2 separate regions of the Homo sapiens genome follow, and region 2 is linked to region 1. The links are chromatin loops, found by intact Hi-C in ENCODE. Cell type or tissue: A673. All regions are shown on one strand. Links, peaks and the distances in the headings refer to the core of each region. The heading gives the core; the rest is flanking DNA. Region 1 holds the start of LOC105373887 (a long non-coding RNA gene). Region 2 overlaps LOC105373893 (a long non-coding RNA gene).

Region 1 (5,383 bases), core at 100-5,099:
TCTCGCTCACAGACCTGCCTAAAATCCTCATCACAGGCACTTCGATTCTTTGCATTCAGGCATCTTACTTCCAGAAGTTTCCTGTTAAATGCAAATATACACAGAAGAGTCACATGTACTCAGCCTTGGACTTCTTTTTCCAATGCCACCCTTTCACTAACATGTACCAGCTCCCCTCACTACTCCCCAGCAGCCTGAGTCCAGAGCAAAGACCTCTGGCAAACACAAGAACTCTCCCACCAAGAGAAAGGCAGAAACCTAAATTTATGGAGAAAAAAAAAAAAAAACTAGATAGGAAGAGGGAGAAAACAAATAGTCATGCTATCTGACTTCCACCCTGATTTATTTTATGCCCTCCCACAACTAGGGAAAGAAATAGGAATTGGAAGAGGAATTGGTTGGAAAAGAAGAAAAGGATAAGGGGTAACGTAATGGTGATTTGCATACCCATTGTCTTACGAGTGTATTTAGGAATAAAAGTTCTCACTTTTTAAAGTTGTAAAGCCCCATCACATTTTGTTTGATTTGGCTACATGAAACTCTCCTTAAATTACTGCACATGTTTATAAACTTGAATGAATAAAAATTAATTTTGAGTGGGGAGACTTAGAGGGATACGTGTAGCTACACAGAAGGAAACCACAGATATGCAGAACTGGAATTAGCTCTCCGCCTTCCTCACTGAAGCCAGAAGAAAAACTGGAGTCACCATGCATGGAGCAGAATTTAGACCACGTGGAAGACTTTCCTAAAGGAGAGTTGTTGAAACTGAAAGAGAGAATTAGAGGAGATTGGGAGATTTCTTTTTTTGTAAATATTTTTTAAACAGAATCTGTCCCATTTGTGATGGGCTGAAATGTGTAACCGCACCCCCCCCACACACACACACCATTCATGTGTTGAAGCTGTAATCTCCAGAGGGGCAGCATTTGGATACTGGGCCTTTAGGAAGGTAATTAAAGTTAAATAAAGTCATTAATGTAAGGCACTGGGTTTACCGGCAGAAAACACGGCAGCATCCCCGTCAGGAGTCCGGCAATCTCCTCACAACACTCTGACCCATTGGTTCCAGAATCCATGTCCTTTTTTTGAACATACCACCTCCAGGCCTACTCAGCCATCCTTTTTTTTTTTTCTTGGAGTCTCACTCTATCACCCAGGCTGGAGTGCAGTGGTGCCATCTTGGCTCACTGCAACCTCTGCCTCCCAGGTTCAAGTGAGTTTCTTGCCTCAGCCTCCTCCCAGATAGCTGGGATTACAGGCACCCACCACCACGCTCGGCTAAGGGGTCCAGATTCGACCTGTCAAGAAATAAGAGGATGATGCTGTAGAGAAATGGGAAACAGCCATTGTCCCTCACAAACAAACCCAACAGGGGCAGGCAGTGTGCCCCTGTACACCAGGAAGGGATTTTTTTTTTTTCTTTGTAGACAGTCTCACTCTTTTGTCTAGGCTGGAGTGCAGTGGCGCAATCTCGGCTTACTGCAACACCCACCTCCTGGGTTCAAGTGATTCTCATGTCTCAACCTGCCCAGTAGCTGGGATTAAAAGCATACACCACTACACCCAAGTAATTTTTCTATTTTTAGTAGAGATGGGGTTTCACCATGTTGGCCAGGTTGGTCTCGAACTCCTGGGCTCAAGTGATCGGCCTGCCTCGGCCTCCCAAAGTGCTGGGATTACAGGTGTGAACCACCGCACCTGGCCTGGAATGGCTTCTCGAGTCAAAAAGAACCAAAGAAGAGACTGATGCCTTACACTAGGGATGGTGTCAGGAGACAGCTGCCTTCAGGAAGCTGGAGGTGCTGGGATGGGGAAAATGAGGGAATTTTAAAAGGAAATTTGGGGGTAAATATCTCAGCTAAGCATGGGCTTAGGGAAAGGAATTGAACTGCCCCCAAAAGCTGGGACAACTTGCCTGTTTTGAACAAACCTCTGGTTAACATTAAGAGTAGAAATCTGTACTTGATAAAGGACTTCTGTTCCAAAGCTTTTGAAGGAGGAGAAGTGAAGCTATTTCTTTTCTTTTTTTCCTAGTAAATATTTGTATCAAAAATTCTCAAGTTTGTCGCTATTAAAACGAGGTGATGTAGGTGTTTTCATTGGTACTAAGAGGAGCAGGTAAGCTGTGGACTACTGGTAAGCTGCTGGAGGCAAGACTTGATTTGTAGTATTTGCCAATTTCTGGGTTATAAATACTCCCACCAAGGCTGATTTCAAGCTACCAATGGTTTAACAACCAGCTTGCAAAATTCCTATTTAACCAGAGTCTCTGGCAAGTCACCACCAGCTGGCTCCAGCCAACTTCTGCAGGGCATGCAGGCTGAGCAGTGGCAGGTGACCCAGCACAGAACCAGCAGGGAGAGCCAGAGGCCTGGAGAGCAGAGGAGAAATCCCAAGGGTGATGTCAGGAACGCAGGCAGATCCTCCTTTCCAAGATGCATCGCTTCACGAGCACTACTGGAGGTCCAATGTCATGGTCATCCAGCTGTCCCACTTCCTGGAAGGGAGAAGCACATTTCTGTTCTTTGGGATGCACTACCTTATCCCCTGCACACTGTGATTGTGCCATCTGCAGTCCAAGGGAAGAGCAGCAGCCACAGAGAATACCCCAAATCCACCGCAGTCTTAAACTTCCAACATGTCCACAAGAACTTTAGTTTACAGAATAAAGAAAACAAAGGGAAGGAAGGGAATTTTATTTAGAAAAGATCTTCACTAACCATTGTAAAACCAATGAGCCCCACTTCCCCAGGGACCCCAAGAAAATGCCAATGGTTTCCTCCATAAAGTGAGGAAGAGAAAAGGAGTTTCCAAAATCCATGTTTGGATTTGGCCAGACACGTGCTGAATGCTTTTCCCCAGCAGATAGCAACAGGACCCGAGCAATTCCATCACCCATCTACCCCTGACCTTCTGTAGATGACACCTCTTGACTGACCTATACTCTGCACACTCACGTATAATTCATTTAGAACTTCATTCTGTGATCCAGTGTGTCTCAAATAAAATACAAACATACATTTTTGTTTCCAAAACCAAACCAAATGCAAAAGCTGAGACTGGGGCTTATACCTCCCTAGCTTACCCTTCAGTACCCAGCCCTGAGCTCTCCACTTGGCCAATGTTCCATACATTTTTGTCTTTCTCCCCTGCAGAAATTCACCAGGGGATTCTCTCTAAAGGCTTATGCCAGTCACTTCCAGGGTGTTATGAAAACCTATTTTTTGGCCCATGGGGCAGAGAATTGGGTAGAATTTGAGCCAGCACTGGCAAGCATTAAACTAATGCTTGATGAAGTGGATTAACTAAAAGATAGGATTATCAATACATAACCTAGTGGTTCTTATTATATGTATGTGAGTTATCCATTTAAGAGTCCAGGTAGGGTAATACGTTTAAACAGTGCATACGTAAGAAGACACAGAGGGTGTGAATGATGCATATGTTTCCACCAGCCCTCTGGCTGTGCTTCAAGCTGAAAACTCCTGCATTTCCTTGGACTAAGGAACCACAACTAAGAAGGCATTTATTGGGAACGATAAAGGAGAAAGGGTGACCTCTGCTGGGGAAATGAGTTTGTATCTCATTATTTTCTCCAACTCTGTGAAGAAAAAAGTGAATAAAGTGGGAGGAGGTAGAAATGTAACAATGTCCTCCAGGAACAAATGATCATTTTTCCCCACTAATAATTTCTACAATCTCATCAACAAAAGGTCATTGTTTGTTTGGCACATGAACTCTTTAATGATGTGTAGAAATGAGATTCGACTAGGTTTTATAGTGTTTAATAATCATTCTCTAGAAAAAAATGAAGAAATGCTTTCATTTGGAACTGAATAATTTGCTTTATTTTCCTTTTTCTTTTTTGATATTTCACTAATGAAATGAAGAATCTGCAACTGCTTTTTAAATATGAGAACTACTTAGAATAAATGAAAGTCCAGCCCCCAAATGTCTCATTAAGGTCTACAAGTATTCGTTGGATAAATCCACATTTTAGGAATTAAAATATTAAAAACACTTTCAAACAATCTCTACATTTTACAATTGAATGTTTTATGAAGAATGGGAAATACATTACATCGCTTTAAAACTCAGCAATGCTCAGAACAAAATCACTTCTTTGTCGTTCTCATTACATTGCTTGATTTCACTCCTTTGCGTGTCTTTCATCGCCTTTTGACGAGCAAAAAACATGTGTTGTGCCACTGGCCCTCCAACAGCATTCAGTTATTAGTCAGACTTTCCCTGATTCTAGACATCACTTTGGTCTTTAGCTTTGCCAAGTTTAAAGCAAAATACCTAATTTCAAGTTTTCCATAGAAAAGCTGGGCAAGATCCTTTTAAATCTAGCTTTTTAATTGTGTGATGCTGGTGCACATGTAATTCTTCTGTGTGTGTAATTAGGCTCATCAAGGGAGGGAGTGAAGAGGGGACACACAGGAAAGCAGACTTGGAATATCATTCAGAGTTATAGAAGCTGGATTACACTTTTGGGAAACCGTATGTCCTTTGGGAGTCATGACTATAAAAGACATCAGTATCCACTGTAATGGAACCCATGCTCTATCTTTACCAAAAAAATTTAATAAATCAACTTAAATAGAGTGTTTCTTTAAATACCTGTTTATATGTCCTACATAATAAAAGAATTGTATCTTTGTCAGATGCTTTGCTTAAGCTAGTGCACGCTTCCTTCCCACTTCCCTCAGCCTGATGACACAACAGACTATTTCATCGTCAACACCTTTTTGGAAATTGGGCAGAGAGGACAGAGAAAGGGGAAAGAGTAGATTTAACGTTTATTGGTTGGGTTCCTGCCTGGGCCTAAACTGGGGTGGGTGGGGAGGAGAAAAGAATAGGAGTGAAAACAGGTCAAACAGGACTCATTCCCAGCACTTGCCATGACCTCTTCACTCCCTTGCTTTTTCCTCTAATATCATAAACGTATTCATTCTTTCCTCAGAATATCAAGGAGATGTATTCTTCCTTGAAGGCAATGTTTTTGCTTCCTTTTGTTTTATTAAAAAAGTAGACAATGAATTAAGAAATTAATCAATTCTAAATGTTCATATTTATTTAAATGCCAGTATGCATCGAGTTTTTAAAAAATTAACATAAGACCCTAAAAATTCAAGTAATTGTATCTAATATTAATGACAAGAAACAGTAAAGATGGAAGAAACATATTCCTGAAACCATATGTATTTCTTAGAAAAAGGTGACCTTACAGGTGTAATCATTCATATTAGCATTCGATAGACAACCATCAGTTAAGTAAGTCACTACAAAGGCCTAAGTCATTTCTCTCATTTGATTAATATTAAGCACCTGCTGTATGCCATGCACTGCGCCGGGCATTAGGGAGACAACTCTAATA
Region 2 (5,383 bases), core at 110-5,109, 370 kb before region 1:
CTTCCAGCCAAGAATGCTTCCGGGTCTTGCTTCTTAATTCTGGAGGTTGTACTTTATTTGGGCCCTGTAGCTCATGTACAGGCAACATTCTACTTCAGTCAGATCACTAAATGAGGCAATTGAGTCACCGCCACCCACAGTAATAACACATTCTGACAAAAACATGAAAGATAGTGTATCTCTGCCTTAACTCATGTGGGTATCAGTAGAGGGGAGAAAGTAAATTCTTTTAAAATACAGACAGAATCTTTTATCAATGAAAAACTGTCATCCGGTCTTTCTTATCTCTTTGTGCAGTGACAGCAGGATTTATCTTTCTTAGAAGCAAGCCTCCAAATGAATATCATGCCTGTTTTGTCAAGGTGAATAGTTTTTCATCACGGGGCAAGTAGACTTGTTTTACATGGGTGTTGTGGTGCACACATACATTTGTTATCGGTCCCTGTGCCCTCCAAGGTGTCCTGAAGCCCATAACACTAGTCCATTTCTCTCACCAACAGGAGAGCCCCCACGTGCTCAAAGTCTGCTCAACAGACCCCAGGTGAGCAAAAATCTCATGATTCTAGGGCAAACTCCTCTGTATGCTATTATAATGGTATAATAGACACATAGTATAAATTTCTGCAAATCCATAGAATGCATTTATAAATTTCTGCAAACCCAAAAAGTGAACTCTAATGTAAACTGTGGACTTTGGCTGATAATGATGTGTCAGCGTGGGTTCATCCATTGTAACAAATGCACCACTCTGGAGAGGGATATTGGAAATGGGGGAGGCTGCATTTGGGGATGAAGAGGTACATGGGAAATCGCTGTATCTTATGCTCAATTTTGCTGTGAACCTAAAATGTATCTAAAATCAAAGTCTTTTTTAAAATGTGATACAATCTCTGCACTTGGCCATATTAGCTCCCTTGTAGCTTCTAGCCTAACTGCTGAGAGAAAGCTGGGCTAGAAACCTCTCCTTTATTGGATGAACAGTCCAGTCTGGAGTCAAGAGTATGAAGAAGTTTTTCCTCCAGGCAGGAGAACTCTGCCATTAGCATGTCTCTCTAGGCACCAGCAAAAAGCAATTCATTGTTTCCATTTTTTTTATTTTTAAAAATGCTTTTATTTTCCTATTAACCCAACTTGAGATTTTCTTCTATATGTTTACTCTCATGGTAATAACAGAAGAATGTCCAGTATCAGGATAATACTAACAGCTAACATTTATTGAGCATTTACTGCATACCAAGGACCATTCTCGGCATGATATGTGTTTTAAGTCATTTAATTATTACAATAGCCTGTGAAGTCATATTATCATTGTCCCCATTTTACAGAGGAAGAAACTAAAACACAGTAGCCTGGGAGGTCACATGGCTGGTAAGCAGGAGAGCCAGGATATGAAGCCAGGTAAACTGGTTCAAGAACCTGTGATCTCAACCACCTCTTTGTTTTGCCCATCAAGAAGCTCCACCGTGGTATTGCCTCATAACATGACTACTTTCCAAACATCCCAGAAGAGTTACACCCTGATAGCAAGGACTTCCCCGGAGACCTCCACTGTGTCTCTTCTCTTTTGCTCAAAGTGGAAGGCATTGTTCCTATGAAGCCCAAAGTGAGACCAAACCCAATGTGACAGGGAAAACTTCTCCCACTCAGGCCAACTCAGTGTCCTCCATGGAGAGTTTCTAGTTGAGAAAGCTTAGAAGTGCTATCATTTAGGACTTGGGGCTAACTTAAGCCAAACAAGGGAATATATTAGAAGAATACCCGAGAGACTTACAGAACTGAAGGAAGATGGAATCTCAGACCTCAGGAAGAATGGGAGCCACAGCAGCTCTGGGGACCCAGCAAAAGGGGCTCAGAGACAGCCTTGTGGGGCAGTTCCAGGAAAATCGCTGTGCTCTCACTGCAAGCTTCCCTGTTCTCATGTGGCTCATACACAGATGTAAATTTCCGGGACAGGGCATCTTGCTGGCTGACCTTGGGTCATGTGCCCAAGCTTGGGGGTCCTTTAGAGGGGCCTCCAGAGGAGCTGTGTGGCTAATTATGGTCACAGAATTACTCCCAGGGGACAGTCAGCTCACACTCCAAGAGATACTACAGCTCACCTTGTTACTTTTAAGTTTATTTTATAAACTGGACAATACAAAGAATAGCTGTCATTAGAAGTTCAGGCTATTCTGGAAATGTAGGACAAGTATTGTTTTCTATTCTACAGATCAAGACTCTGAGACACGGAAAGATTAATTTCCAGGAGATGCTTGAGTTTGTGTTGAATCTCAGATCTTCTAATTCCTGAATGCCATTTTTCCACCTACTTTGTGTCCTGCAGAGCTAAGTGCAAATGCAGAAAACTTTTTATCTCTTCATGGTTTGGCATCTCGAGGCTTTATTTCCCCTCCTTCCTCTCTCCACCCAGCATACGCAGGCATGCCTGCAAACATACTCATTCGCTAGCCCACACACTGCCAGGAAGGAGATAAGCTACACAGTGCAAGGACCCCCCCTGTAGGGAAAGGAGGAGAAGATTAAACCACTGAACGTTTGTGCCCGTGGCTTTGTCAATGGTGATGGATCCTGAGCTGCAGGATCTGCTCTCTCTTGGCAGAGATGCCCAGGAATGTGATTGCCAGCCTCTTCTGCACATGGCTGCCAGCCATCCTGGGCCATGGGCAGGCTCTCATCACTCACATTAGTGTCTGTTTTCCTAGAGCAGGACTGGGGGAGAAAGATTTTATTAGATGCAGCAGAGTGCGTGGCTCACGCAACACTTGAGTGGTTCTCAGTCAGGCATGAACCGTCTGCAGCTGAAGGTTCTGGGATGGTGGCAGGGAAGGAGCCAGGCAGCACTCTCCCTTTCACATCTGGGAGAGCACCTGGGTGCACCCTCCAAAATGCAGTGCCGGTGGGAGAATCAGCGCTGATTAGGACCCCATCAGAGTTAACAAAATAACATTCACTTATGCTAATGGACGTCGAGGGTTAGTTCATCATTACTAGGGAAGCAGATTGGCCTAAGAGAAGCTCAAGTCATAAAACACACTTAAAATCTCTGTCTTGAAATAAGCAAGGGAAGAGACAATTTTTTATTATTGTTTCTCAGTCACAAAAAGAGAGAGAGAGAGTAAAAATGAGTGAAGGTCACCATTCCATTCACAGCTGATCGACTTACATTTCTCTTGGTTCCTGTGCCTATACAGTAAATTGAAGTTGGAAACAGAGGCACATACTAGACGATTTTCTGTTCCTACTTTCATTTTCCCCAAGAGGAGAAGGGACAGTCCTTTTAAAACAACTGAGCTCTTATATCACAGTGATCCTTGTTTAAAATTCGAACGTCATTGGAAACATGTTTCAGCAGAACTAACACAAAACAAGGATTGTGAGAACCACATTATCTCAAAAATAAAAATCCCAAATATACACGCAGTTCAGTGCTTCAGTTTTCCAAAATGTATATGTATAATAAGATTTTGGTATGCTTACATATATACTATCTACATGTATATAATATATAAATACACACAGATAATACCATGTATATATGTGTGTCAATTATATATTACAGGCACGAATATTATACCTCTTTGCATAGGTAAGATATACGTAAAATGTTTGACCCTTGCTCAAACTCTGGGAGGTAGATGGATGAAATTGAGATTCACCATTCGACTGACTTGCCCCAAGACATAAAGCTAGAAATGGCAGAGCCATTCAAGTTGGCTTTTCTGATTCAAGACCAAGTATCTTTCCCCTACTTCATTTTTTTCCATTTTTTCATATATTAGCCCAAGACATATTAAGATGTCTCAAAAAATTATCCTGTGGCATGCACACCTAAGTGCATTGGTGCCACTTGCCCCATGGTGTTATTGGACAATCGGCAACAAAATGTCTACAATAAAACAGCATGTAAACAAACCCCAGATTGGTATAGATCCCTCAGGAGCAGGAAGTTCAGGGTCAATAGCTCTGGAAACATGGATAAATATTTAAACCAACAGAGGAATTTTCCCCTCTGGGAAGGTGCTTAGCTTTGAGAGTGCTTAGAGTGTGCAAGAATGTGCCGATAGGAGCCCAACCTCATCCCAGGACTGATCTGGGAAGTGGAGGGTGAGAGGAGGTGGAGGGGTCTTCATCTGGGCCCCTCACCCATACCTGGGTCTTCCCTCTGGCCTCATCCAGGCTTGTCCTTCATTCTAAATAAGTCACATTCCTACAGCTCTCTCAAAAAGAGTTTAAGCACCAATGACGTCTGCCTTAGTATTAATATCCAAATTTGTAGAGCTCTGAGCCCATATCTGTTCTCACAGCACTGCAGTCTTTCCTCCAAACCTCCCTTGGTTATTTTCGGGAGGCCCTGGGGATGTTCCCGTGCTCCTGAATAAGTCTGTGGAGTTTCTTTCCTCTGGCCTCCTGGGCAAGGGCTGCGCCTCCATCTGTGTGGCTAGTAACTTCACTGAGATTCTGCAGGGCTCGTTCTATAGGGCTCACTGGGGCTACCCACATGGGAACTCCCAGTGCCAGAACTACATGGAGATCTGTGAGGAGTTTGGAGAAAAGAGCCCTGTCCCCATTTCTGTATCTCTGGGCCCTAAATTCCCCTGTGTGTATGCCCAGGATCTCACAAGTCAGCAGAGACCAGTTTGTCAGGCCCTCTATTCAGGTTATGTAGAGAGATAGCCAGTCTTCTTATCTCAGAGAATTCCCTCTCCATGGTAAAAGTCCTACTTCGCCTTCCAACCCAATACCCACCCATCCCAATAATAATTCATGTCAGATCCGCAAGCAGCAACGGTTCAAGCTGAAGCTACCCCTTCCTGTCATGCACACTCTGAGAGGTCTGAGAAAGCTGCCATTAGGGAGGCCGGAGTATTCCTGGAGGGCTTCCTGGTGGAGGTAGCAGTACTTTCAATTCTTAAAGGAAAGACCCGGACAAAAAGGTAAAATAGAACATTTCAGGCCCAAGAACCACTTGATCCTGATTTGTTCACAGGAGATCAATTGAACATACACCTTGAAACCATATGTGAGCAGGCAAAAGCAAGCCATCAGAAGAAAAAAAATAACATTCACTGTTGGAAAACCAAGGCCCTCTCCATATTGACCAGCTTTCCTCCCGCTGCCAGGGTATTTTCCTTTCCTAAGCACAATTCCATTTCCTCTTATATTTGCTCAATGCATTTTCTGACTGCACAACCCCACTCCTCTCAGAAAACACAAAAGAAAATACTGAATCTAATATAATATGTCCTCACCTCCCTTGTGGTCCCTTCACTTTTCTGCTTTGGATATCAACTTCAAATAGTGAATCAGGACGGAGAGGATACACTTTGGAATATGAAACTCTAGAAAGCTTACCCTTTGGATAGATGCAGAATCTGCCCCTCAA

Evidence for each region. Peaks named below come from ENCODE experiments on the same cell type or tissue, not always from the same donor. Only the 100,000 strongest peaks of a DNase experiment are listed, where the experiment ranks them.
Region 2: a loop joins it to region 1, with 2.9 times the contacts of the local background. A loop is called at or near these places in 2 of 110 quality-filtered maps.

Annotation. Positions count from the first base shown.
Region 1 is chr2:219,734,571-219,739,953 of GRCh38, reverse strand. It overlaps LINC02832 (long intergenic non-protein coding RNA 2832), which reads right to left. Exons shown (of 2, transcript NR_185880.1): 2 at 2,026-2,500. LOC105373887 (a long non-coding RNA gene) reads right to left here and starts at 1,155. Exons shown (of 3, transcript XR_923923.2): 1 at 999-1,155. In A673, for the core only: CTCF peaks have their summits at 2,576 (motif pointing left) and 3,560 (motif pointing left); DNase peaks (open chromatin) are centred at 2,543 and 3,523; H3K27ac peaks cover 684 bases.
Region 2 is chr2:220,102,350-220,107,732 of GRCh38, reverse strand. The region is part of intron 2 of LOC105373893 (a long non-coding RNA gene); the gene reads right to left. Among named protein-coding and RNA genes, the nearest start is that of MIR4268, 200 kb to the right of the region's middle. In A673, for the core only: a CTCF peak has its summit at 2,502; a DNase peak (open chromatin) is centred at 2,462; H3K27ac peaks cover 698 bases.